2 separate regions of the Homo sapiens genome follow, and region 1 is linked to region 2. A link is a contact called in ENCODE Hi-C data. All regions are on one chromosome and are shown on one strand. The core of a region is the stretch at or near the end of the contact, and the rest is flanking DNA. Distances in the headings are between cores, read along the strand shown. Region 1 holds the start of PLXND1 (plexin D1). Region 2 holds the start of LINC02021 (long intergenic non-protein coding RNA 2021).

Region 1 (6,069 bases), core at 506-3,005, 510 kb after region 2:
GCTCTTGGTGGGTGGATGGGCCTGGGAGGGGGCCTCCAATTTCCTGCAGCTCAACACTCCCGGCCATCAAAGCAGTGGCCAGACCAGGGCTGAGGGGTCTGGAACAAGGCGGGCAGGATGGCAGGAAGGCGAGGGTGTTGAGGGAAGTGGGGGGCGGCTGCAGGCCCAGCCTTTCCTGCCGGCCCCATGGTGCACAGACACCCCTGCCCTTCCTTCCTGGTTGGGTGGGAAAGAGGAAAATGAGGTCCCGCTACTCTCAGAGTGAGGCCCACCGGGCACCCTGTGGAAGCTGGGGGTCTGATGGGAGGCCCCGTTCTGAGAGGTCGGAGCTGAAGGGCTTTTGCTTTCAAACACTGTAGCTCTGCTCCTCATGAGCTGTGCATCTTGGGCCAGTCCCTTCCCCTCAGCCTTGGTTTCCATATCTGGAAGATGGGTTACCAATAGCGCTCGCCTCGGGGGAATCTGTGAGGAAAAAGAGAGCCCGTACATGGCAAGTGCTTGGCACAGTGTCTGGCACGGGCTAGCCCTGTGTGAGCACCCCCGCAAAACAGCCACGGCGCATGGTCCTCACAGGGCTGTGACCTTGGAACCAGGCTGCCTGCCCCTAACGCTGCTTTTGAGATCAAGAACCCTGCCCAGTGCCGGCTTTTGTGGGACTAATCTTCCACTAAGCCTGGGAGGATGTCAGGGAAAGTGCCTGGCGGGGGTGCCAGGGGTGGGGGTGCGGCTGGGTCTCCACAGGAGGCAACTGTGGGCTCCAGGACCAAGGCCTTGCTCTGGCTATCGGTTGTGGGCCACTGGCTGGAACTATTTCCTCTCTCCATGTTTTCCTCATTTATATATCTGACCCTGAGCACTGGTCCCTCTGGCCCTGCCACTTGTAAATCCCTTTTATGGGTCTGGGGTTTGGGGGACAGATTATGGGGTCTGGGGGGCCCGACTGGCCGGCACCGGGGGAGCGAAGGCCTGGACAGTGCCTGAGAAAGGTGGTGGAGGGAGGCTGAGTGTGGAGGGGAGACACAGGGTTCGGGAAGGCAGAGGGAGAAGGAAAGGGGAGCTCAGAGGGACCGAGAGAGGGACGGAGGGTCCGAGGGGGAGGCAGAGGGAGCCACGGAGAGAGGGAGCGAGCGTCAGGGACGGAAAAACGGAGCAGGAGAGAGAAGGAGACTAGAAAGGGCCGGGGGCGGGGCTGCCAGGGACTGGAGAGCGAAGCGGAGTCGGAGGGAGAAGGAGAAGCAGAGGCAGAACCCGGAGAAGCGCCACACGCGCGGAGTTTGGGGTGGGGACAGAGACGGAGAGACGCAGAGACCGAGAGACGCAGAGAGAGGGAGAGACGGGGTGGGGGAGAGGGCGGAAAAGAGAAAACAGGCGCGAGCGAGGCAGGCCAAGCGGCCAAGTGGGAGGAAAGAGCGAGGAGAGCGAGCGACGGCGGCGGCGGCTACGGGGAGGGACCCTGGGGCCGCGGGCGGGTCCTGGAGGGCGCGGGCGGCGGGACCCGCGGACGGCGGGGCGTGGCCCAGGGCGGCCAGGGGCAGGCGGGGGTCCCGGGGGCGGGCGGGGCCGGGGCGGGGAGTGAGGGCGTGTCCGCAGCGGAGCCGCCCCCGCCCCGCCCCCGGGCTGCGCGGCGAGGCTGACCCGGGCCCGGGCGCCGGGGTCGGGGGCGGCTGGCGCGGGCAGGAAGCGCATCGCGGCCCGGGCCCGCCCCCCGCCTCCCGCCGCCTCCGGGCTCCCGGCTCCCGGCCGCGCCTCGCCCCATGCACTCGCCGCGCCGCGCAGCCCGCGCACGCCCGGATGGCTCCTCGCGCCGCGGGCGGCGCACCCCTTAGCGCCCGGGCCGCCGCCGCCAGCCCCCCGCCGTTCCAGACGCCGCCGCGGTGCCCGGTGCCGCTGCTGTTGCTGCTGCTCCTGGGGGCGGCGCGGGCCGGCGCCCTGGAGATCCAGCGTCGGTTCCCCTCGCCCACGCCCACCAACAACTTCGCCCTGGACGGCGCGGCGGGGACCGTGTACCTGGCGGCCGTCAACCGCCTCTATCAGCTGTCGGGCGCCAACCTGAGCCTGGAGGCCGAGGCGGCCGTGGGCCCGGTGCCCGACAGCCCGCTGTGTCACGCTCCGCAGCTGCCGCAGGCCTCGTGCGAGCACCCGCGGCGCCTCACGGACAACTACAACAAGATCCTGCAGCTGGACCCCGGCCAGGGCCTGGTAGTCGTGTGCGGGTCCATCTACCAGGGCTTCTGCCAGCTGCGGCGCCGGGGCAACATCTCGGCCGTGGCCGTGCGCTTCCCGCCCGCCGCGCCGCCCGCCGAGCCCGTCACGGTGTTCCCCAGCATGCTGAACGTGGCGGCCAACCACCCGAACGCGTCCACCGTGGGGCTAGTTCTGCCTCCCGCCGCGGGCGCGGGGGGCAGCCGCCTGCTCGTGGGCGCCACGTACACCGGTTACGGCAGCTCCTTCTTCCCGCGCAACCGCAGCCTGGAGGACCACCGCTTCGAGAACACGCCCGAGATCGCCATCCGCTCCCTGGACACGCGCGGCGACCTGGCCAAGCTCTTCACCTTCGACCTCAACCCCTCCGACGACAACATCCTCAAGATCAAGCAGGGCGCCAAGGAGCAGCACAAGCTGGGCTTCGTGAGCGCCTTCCTGCACCCGTCCGACCCGCCGCCGGGTGCACAGTCCTACGCGTACCTGGCGCTCAACAGCGAGGCGCGCGCGGGCGACAAGGAGAGCCAGGCGCGGAGCCTGCTGGCGCGCATCTGCCTGCCCCACGGCGCCGGCGGCGACGCCAAGAAGCTCACCGAGTCCTACATCCAGTTGGGCTTGCAGTGCGCGGGCGGCGCGGGCCGCGGCGACCTCTACAGCCGCCTGGTGTCGGTCTTCCCAGCCCGGGAGCGGCTCTTTGCTGTCTTCGAGCGGCCCCAGGGGTCCCCCGCGGCCCGCGCTGCTCCGGCCGCACTCTGCGCCTTCCGCTTCGCCGACGTGCGAGCCGCCATCCGAGCTGCGCGCACCGCCTGCTTCGTGGAACCGGCGCCCGACGTGGTGGCGGTGCTCGACAGCGTGGTGCAGGGCACGGGACCGGCCTGTGAGCGCAAGCTCAACATCCAGGTACACCCGGGCGGTGGCGGCGGCGGCGGCGGCGGCGGCGGCGGGGGCGGGGGCGGGGGCGGGCGGGAACCGAGCGGGTCGTGAGCTGAGTGGGTCACAGGTGGGAGCGCGCAGAGATCCAGATGTACGTGGAACCCAGGTGTGCACGCGAGAATACAGGTGTCCCCCGAGGGGTACTACTGGCGCCTGTATGGCCCAGGTGGGCATGTGCAGGGACTCAAGTGAGTGCCGGCTCATGGGCGCGCATACCTAGGCGTACTGGGAGGGGTCCAAGTTGCCACAGGTACCCAGGTGCGCATAAAGCCCAGGTATGCACGTGAGGGTCACAGGTGCATGCTGAGGGCGCAGTAAGTGACTGCATGCCTGACCAAAGTTGTGTTCTGGGGCCACTGCGTGAGCCTGTCAGAGTTACCATTGCACGTTGGTGATGGGTGCATGGGTGTGGCAGGTGTGCAAGGAGGCACACAGGTGTGCACCAGGGCCCTGCAGATGTCTGCATGGACTTGTGTGCCAGCAAGCTGGGGCCTGAAGACGCACAGGGCAGACAGGTGTACTGCACAGACACTGGTACAACGGGACAGGGCTAGGTGTGCAGTGGGATGTGCGTGGCAGGGGACGCAGGTATTTGGGCATGAGTCGGTACTCTGAGGAGGCTGCATGGTTGGCAAACAGGTGTGTGCCTGAGGCCAACTTTTATTCACCTATTCTGCAAATATTTCCTGAGCACCTAGTATGTACCAGGTGTGGGAGTCTGGGGTAAACAATAGCACTTGTGGAGTGCCAGCTAGGGGCATCACATGTCACAATTCCCAGTTCTCAGAACAACCCTCTCAGGTAGCCTCTATTCTCATCACATTTTACAGATGAAGAAACAGGCACAGAGAGGTTAAGCAACTTGCTGAGGATCACACAGTTGGGCACTAGCAGAGGTGGATTTGAATCCAGCCTGTCTGGCCTCAGCATCTGTGTTTTTAATGCCCAGCCTTTGCTGCCTTCTGGACTTGGATCTCAGAGTGCGTGTGTTTTGGGGGCGTCCCAGGCAGCTGGGGTGGGCAGATGCCAGGGCCAGGAGAATGGAGGGATGTGAACAGGGGTGTTTTGGGGGCAGGAGAGGGCCGTGGGGCTCAGTGGGGAATGAGGAGGAGTACAGGCAGGCATGGGGCCCAGGTGTCTGAGGCTGGGTTGGGCAGTAGCAAGGGGGGCCAGGTTGACGGAATCAGCATGTGTGTTGACATGACAAGGGTGCGGGAGGGGACTTGGTGTGGTTCCCTGAAAGGAAGTTCATGGCAAGGGATTGCTCCTCACACTGGCTTTGGGAGCTGGGTCTGTTGATCCCCATAGTTCACCCTGAGGAATGAGGCCCCAGAATGACACTGGGGCCTTTCCCACACCCTCCACCCATCTGAGTCTGGCGAGCCCACTTCAGCTCCACTGCCTGCCATTCCCTTAGGAAGCTGCATCTCCATCAGCAAAATGCAGAACTCAGCCTTCTTGTGGTGACCCAAGCCTTCCTTGGGGCCCCACCCTGTCCCTTCTCCATGGCTGTGACAAGAATTTCATGAGATTAACCATTCCTCTGTGGGCGGGCCCAACACTGGGGCTTTGAGAAAATGCAGATTCCTTCTCCCAAGGTCGAGGTCGGTCTCCCACGACTGCCCACCATCTGGCCGGCCACCCTGAAAGTAAAGGTCACGGTGGGTGAGCAGGGCAGACAGTCCAAAGGGTGGTGGGGCTGCTTGCCCTGTGCCATGGTTGGTTCATCCACCATCTCCACCCCAGAGCTTCATCTCGCAGGCAACTGTGTTTGGCACTGGGGGTCTCAGTGGGGAGTCGCTGAATGGAGAGAAGTGTCCTGTGGACTGAGGGCCTTCCTCCAGTAGTTTCAGGCCCTGTGTCTCGGCCCTTTGGTGTAAGCTGATCTGTGGGATTCCTTAGGCCAGCCCAGGGTTCCCTCCCCCTCTGGCAAGAACCATTCTGGTTCCCACGGTCCGCTCCCTCGGTGCAGTGACTCACCCAGCTGAGGGGGGCTGGAGCTTCTCTACCTAAGGGGACAGGGCCTCTCCAGGGACACAGCCCCAGGACAGAGTGGCGAAGGGCCTCTTCCCCACCCCAAGGCCACAGATTCCGGCTGCGGCCTTCCTTGGTCACCCTCCCTGTGTTTTCCACACCCTTCTCCTCTTCGCCGTGCCCGCTGTGGGCACAGGCCAGTGCCACTTGGCAGTATCTCCCAGAGGTGCTCAAGGTCCCCGGTCTGGGCCTCTAGCATGGGCAGGGGTGGGGGAGGGATCATTATTCTTGCTCCAGGCTGTTGCCAGCTATGCAGCGACAGATTCAGAACCTAGACTTTGCATCAGGCTGCTTGGGTTCAAGTCCCACTTTGTCACTTCCCAGCTGTGTGACCTTGGCCAAGGAACTTAACCTCTCTGGGCCTCAGTTTCTTCATCTGTGAAGTGGGGACAGTAAAAGCAATCCTTATCCCAAAGCATTGTTTTAAGGACTAGATGAATCGATAAATGCAGCTCAGTGTACCCAGTACACAGTAAGCACCAAGCAGATGGCAGTTCTTCTTGTTATTACTCTAAGGGACATTATTAGCACAGGTCTCTGCTTGGTCCTGGAGAGCAGTTGCCTAATCTGGCTTGTTCTGCAGCTGTAAACACCCCACCATCTCCTACTTCTAGCCCCAGATGACACCTCCATAGACATTTACTAAGTCCCTATTGTGAGCCCAGTCCCATGCTGTGCCCTGGGGAGCCAATGGCAACTCACTTTGTTTCTACTCTTGTGGGCTGGGCAGGTGAGCCGAGGACGGATGTGTGACCAGGCCCTTATACACAGGGCAATGCGTGCCGCAAAGGGAGAATGAGGGTGGAGGGAGCCCAGCGGAGGGGGCGGAGGAGCAGGAGGAAGCCAGGTGAGGCCGGAGAAGAGGAAAGGCATCCAGGCAAAGGGAGCAGCCTGTGCGAA
Region 2 (5,444 bases), core at 1,761-4,260:
TGCTCCCCATAGCAACATCACCTGGAATTTTACGTTTGTTTTTAAGCATCATTCGTAATCTTTACTTGCAACTGAACACACCGCACCTGTGAGAGCCACGTGACATTAAAAAAATCCCTTCAGTGAGGCCAGGCATGGTGGCTCACTCCTGTAATCCCAGCCCTTTGGGAGGCCAAGGCAGGTGGATCATGATGTCAAGAGATTGAGACCATCCTGGCCAACATGGTAAAACCCAGTCTCTACTAAAAATACAAAAATTAGCTGGGCGTGGTGACGCGTGCCTGTACTCCCAGCTACTCGAGAGGCTGACGCAGGAGAATTGCTTGAGCCCGGGAGGCAGAGGTTGCAGTGAGCCGAGATTGGGCCACTGCACTCCAGCCTGGCAACAGAGGGAGACTGCCTGAAACAAAAAAATCCCTTCAGTGCCTTGATCCTTCCAGATTCAGATCCAAGAGAGATGACATTTGTCCCTCACCAGAGACTGCACACCAAGATAAAGATTTCTTCTGGCCAGGCGTGGTGGCTCACGCCTGTAATCCCAGCAATTTGGGAGGCAGAGGTGGGTGAATCACCTGAGGTCAGGAATTTGAGACCAGCCTGGCCAACGTGTTCAAACCCCGTCTCTACTAAAAATACAAAAATGGCCCGGCATAGTGGCTCTCGCCTGTAATCCCAGCTACTCAGGAGGCTGAGGCAGGAGAATCGCTTGAACCTGGGAGGTGGAGGTTGCAGTGAGCCGAGATCGCGCCATTGCACTCCAGCCTGGGCAACAAGAGAGCAAAACTCCATCTCCAAAAAAAAAAGAAAAAAAGATTTCTTCTGTGTGCATGGCTCAGCTCTGTGGTCCACTAGCGTCCTTCTTCAATCCGTTTCCAATCTATGGAATCAGGAAAGACTGAACCAACCTAGATTAATATTTTAGTATAACATAATACAGTGTTATTTACTATGGCATTGACCGTATATGCCCTTTTGCTCCTTGGAGGAAAGACAATTAATAGCTATTATGTGAGTTAATAAAATAAGCCCAGGATTTCTGAGTATAACTAACCTGTTCCCATTGATTTTCCTTGTCTCCTGCAGGCAGAGAGCTGATCAAAACAGCAAAAGCAAAGCAGTGCCCCTGGCCCAGTTCTGAAGCCAACCTTCCTTAATCACCCAGACCCATCCCTGGTTAGGACTTGCTGTGGATTCTCACGTGACTCCATCTCAGGCTACAGGGACTGAGAGGGTGTATGCAACATCTCAGACCCAGAAACCGTTGATTCTGCCTAAAAACACAGCAATAACCACATCTCATCCTCTTGATTTAAATGAAAGGGTATGGGGGAATAAAAGATGAACCTTTTTTTTTCTTTGTCAGATCTTGCGCTCATTTGGTTCTGGTGGGGAACAACAGCTATAAGAGAACAAGTGTATTCAATTAGAATTAATTCCCCCTCTTATTCTCATAGCTGAGCAGGGCTCAAGTGCCTCTCATCTGAAAGAGGTAATAAGATTTAATCTGTCTCCTCATCTACCTTCTGCAAGTATACTTAACAAATTAGCTCTCGGGACTCTTCCAAATGGAGTTTTATGAGGAATTTGCTAAGGTAAACGTTTTAGACTTTGAACACAGTTCAGATTTCAGGGACAGTACTGAAATCTGAACTGTGTTGCTAACTGCCCTGCCTTTCAACTCAAGACACAATAACTTTGAACTAAAATAATTATATTTTTGTTGTTTTCCACTCTGTCCCCACGTCTATATCACCACAACCCCCAATCCCACCCCGCAGGAGCTAACTCCTCCTTCCTGTCCCCGCAAGATCAAAACTCCTCCTGCAAGCCCCGCTAGCTCTGTCTGCTCACCTTCGTGGCAGATATGCTATTGTACTTTTACACTCATTTGTGTGATAAATACTTCAATGTCCACTTCTTCCACGAGCCCCTGAGCCCCTGGAGGGCCTGGACAACACCGAGTTTTTCTCACCGTTACATCTCCGTTGTCAGGCACTTAATAAGTATTTGGTGAACGAATGGCTTGTTTGGTGACACTCCAAAGGCTGGGGGACAGAGGTAAAGCTCCCTCCTTTTGGGCCCCAGACGGGTGGCGCTGATGGAGAGAGGAGGCTAGGATAAGGCCTCCAGGACCGAAGCGCGCACCCGTAAGGCCCCTGCTAAAAAGACCTTCCTGAAGGCGGAGGAACTGCGAGTGCCTACGTTAGCCCAAGGCCTGACCTGACGATCCCAGGGACCCTCGCTCTAACTGGCCCCGCCTCCCGGGCCCCAAACCCGGACTCGGCCCCGCCCGAAGCTCCGGATCCTGGGGCCCGCCCCTGGCCCCGCGTCGGCAGACCGTGGGCTCGCTCCTGGACCTGCCTCAAACCCTCCGCAGGTAACGCCTCCCGAACTTGAGCCACATTCCGATCCCCTCCTCAAACCCCTCCCCGTTTCCCACACCCTGGACCCCTCGCTCCGTCTCGGCCCCGCCCCAAGCCCAGCTAGGTCTGGGCCCCTGAGCCCAGCCCCGACCGGCCTCCCAGTCCCTGGGTCCCTCCCGACACCGGCCCCTCCCTAAGCTCCGCCTCCCAGGGCCCGCCTCCTGAGCGCAGCCCGCAGCCTGGACTCCGCCCCGCCTCCCGGACCCTGGGCCCCTCCCCACGTGGGCCCGTCCTAAGCTCCGCCTCCCAGAGTCCGCGCACCGCCTGGCCATGTGCTAAGACATAGTCAACGCCCCGCCCCGGCCCCGCCTCCTGAGCCCTTCTCTGGGTCTGGCCTTAGCCCCGCCCTAGGACCTGTCTCCTGGGCTCTGCTCCGAGTCCCGCCTCCTGAACCCAATGGCGTTTATCCCCGCCCTAATGCCCGCCTCCAGGACTCTTATCCTGCCCTCACGCAAGGCACCGCCTCCAGGACGCCACCAACCTGGACGCTTCCGAAGCCCAGCTTCCAGGATCGCCCTATCCTGGCCCCGCCCCAGGACCCGCCAACCTGGAATCTACCCAGGACCTGCCCCAACGACGTTAATTCTGGCCCTACCCCAGGCCTCGCTCTCATGACGCTCATCCTGGCCCCACCCCAGGCCCCACCCTCCTAAGCTCATCTTGGCCCCGCCCTAGCGCCCGCCCCCAGGACGCTCCTCCTGACCCTACCCCTAGGCCCCGCCACCTCTCTGCCTCCGCGCACTACCCTGGGCCCGCCCCCTTTTCAGTCCAGGCCCGGCTTCCGCCCGGTCTCCTGGCAACGCTGCGGCCCCGCCCACGTCATGGCGCCTGAGGAGAACGCGGGTACCAAACTCTTGCTGCAGAGTTTCGAGCGCCGCTTCCTAGCGGCGCGCACACTGCGCTCCTTCCCCTGGCAGGTGGGCGGCGGGGCGAGCGGAGAGGCCTGCGGGGCTTGCGGAAGTCCAGGGGCAGACGGGATGGGTCTCCCTGCTGAAACCCCCGGCGCTCCTGCCACGTGAGTTCCTGGGCTCTCCCCGGTCAGGGCCACGAGACCCGGTCCCCGTCCCTGGGGCCTGGCCAGAGTCGCTCTCACCCCTCCTGCCCCGCGAGCTGGCGGCGGAAGCTGGGGGCGTCTCCACAGTCTTGGGGGGCAGACGCGCGCTCGGTGTGGGGTACAGTTCACGATCATTTTCATGACTTTTTAAAGGCAGTAATCGTTCTGGTCACTGGGACACAGCTGCCCTCGCCCATTCTAAAAAGTCAGCACCCTCAGGCCCGCGGGTAACCACCTCCTCCTGAGCACGGTGACCAGGTCAAAGGCTGTCCCTCGGGCCTCAGTGTTCTCATCTGTATGTCGAGCACTGCACAGAATCAGCTCATGCGCTGAGGCTTTCACTCCTGTGATGGAAGAGACAGAGAAGGGGGTGGCCTCTCCTCTCCCTGGGGACCTGCCATTCTCAGCACAGGCGCATGGCAGGCAGCAGCCTCCCTTCTGCCAGCAGAGGGGCTTAATGCACCCTGCTCCATTTGTAATTCATGTGCGGTGAGCTCACTGGGATGAGTCAGTTTGGATATATATTCCTCCCTGGGTCTGCCCCATTTTATGGGGTGTTGCTTAATCATTTGCGTTATTCCATTGACATGAAATATTTAGCACTCAGAGATCATTTCTGGTCAGGAGAAATTTGTGCATTTTTAACCCAAAATAGAAACCTTCATAAAAGCATCATAGGTCTCCATTCAGTATTGACTATAATTGTTCACATGCCCACGCTGAATGCTAACTTGGGCTCACCATCAACACCCACGAGGTGGGTACTATTATTATCACTCACATTTGACCAGAGGGATTGTTTGATTAGGGTGTAGTAGTTGAGAGTTCAGACCCAGGAGACAGCCTGCCTGCTTCAAATCCTGGCCCAACCCCTGGCCCTGTGTGACCTTGGGCAAGTGACTGCATCTCTCTGTGCTGTTGTTTTCTTATTAATAAAATGGTTGATATAATGATACCTACCTCTTAGGGTTGTTGTCAGCGTTGAGTACAAAAGCCTGTGGATCAGTGCCTGGCTCATGGCAAATGCATGTCGGTGTTAGCTAGTGTTTTTATTCAGTCTCAAAATGTTTAATAAATGCCTTCCGTGAGCCAAGCACCATGGATCAGCAGTACCCATGATAGATGAGGCTCTGCTTGCATGGGAGAGCTAGAGAATAAACAAATAAATGAATAAACAAGAAAAGACCAGATGAGAGTGGCTTTAAAGCCAAGAAAACAGGGGAATGGTGAATGGACCAACTGGGAAGAAGAGTCACTAAAGTCGGGGAATCAGGGAAGCCTTCCCCAAAGACGTGGCATTTGAACTGGGGCCTGAGTGGTGAAGCAGCCAGCCATGGGAAGGGTTTGGGGAACAGGATATGCAAAGGCCCTGTGGTGGAAACAAGCCAGCTGTGGTTGAGGAACAACAGCAATGCAGCCAGTGTGGCTGGAGTGGAGTGAGCAGTGTGGGCCAGGGGTGAGGGAGAACAGGCCAGAGAGAGGGATTAGGACCAGGTCTTGTAGGGCCTTTTATGGCATGGAAGGAGCTCTGAAGCAATGAAGTGCCTTGCTGTGTGTCACATACCAGCCGAGACAGTCTGCCTAACTCGGGAGCCAAAGCTTGCTGCTGGACTTGCCACTGTAAGAGGACAATGTAACCCAGGCTGGTATGGGCACATTCTGCATTTCCACTTAAACTCAGATGGCAAGCCCATCAAACCTTGGTGCCATGGCTGCCCTGGTAATTCCTGGCTGACCAGTGCAACCAGGGAGCTGGCCCATGACCCGGGTGGCCGCTAAGTAGCCAGGACTAATGCGGCCAAGAGTCAGCCTTCTTCCTGTGACTCATCCAGGTGCACCCTGCGACATCTGAAGGTCAGGCTTTCAGCCGCTGTGGCTTCCACTTCCAACTGGCTCCGCGTCCCCAGGGAGGGATCACATAGCGCTTTGCCAACACATTCTATTGCGTGTTTTAATGTTCCTGTGAA

Evidence for each region. Hi-C counts contacts between places; a loop is a spot of excess contacts on that map. Pooled maps may share reads with other maps.
Region 1: a loop to region 2 is called in a map of CD8-positive, alpha-beta T cell, with 14 times the contacts of the local background. The contact joins the promoter of PLXND1 here to the promoter of LINC02021 in region 2. A Hi-C loop is called at or near these places in 2 of 168 maps with a recorded cell type or tissue (CD8-positive, alpha-beta T cell and naive thymus-derived CD4-positive, alpha-beta T cell) and 7 of 50 pooled maps.

The regions. Positions count from the first base shown.
Region 1 is chr3:129,602,362-129,608,430 of GRCh38, reverse strand. It overlaps PLXND1 (plexin D1), which reads left to right and starts at 1,755. Exons shown (of 36, transcript NM_015103.3): 1 at 1,755-3,102. The coding sequence starts at 1,792. RefSeq lists enhancers at 1-533, 534-1,526, 2,519-3,511, 4,504-5,496 and silencers at 1,427-1,586, 1,737-1,796, 4,931-5,225.
Region 2 is chr3:130,109,273-130,114,716 of GRCh38, reverse strand. LINC02021 (long intergenic non-protein coding RNA 2021) reads right to left here and starts at 3,010. Exons shown (of 3, transcript NR_146653.1): 1 at 2,905-3,010; 2 at 1,973-2,095. LOC124909432 (a long non-coding RNA gene) reads left to right here. Exons shown (of 3, transcript XR_007096083.1): 3 at 1,084-1,357. It also overlaps the pseudogene FAM86HP. RefSeq lists silencers at 2,310-2,479, 2,550-2,599 and enhancers at 3,600-3,649, 3,750-3,939.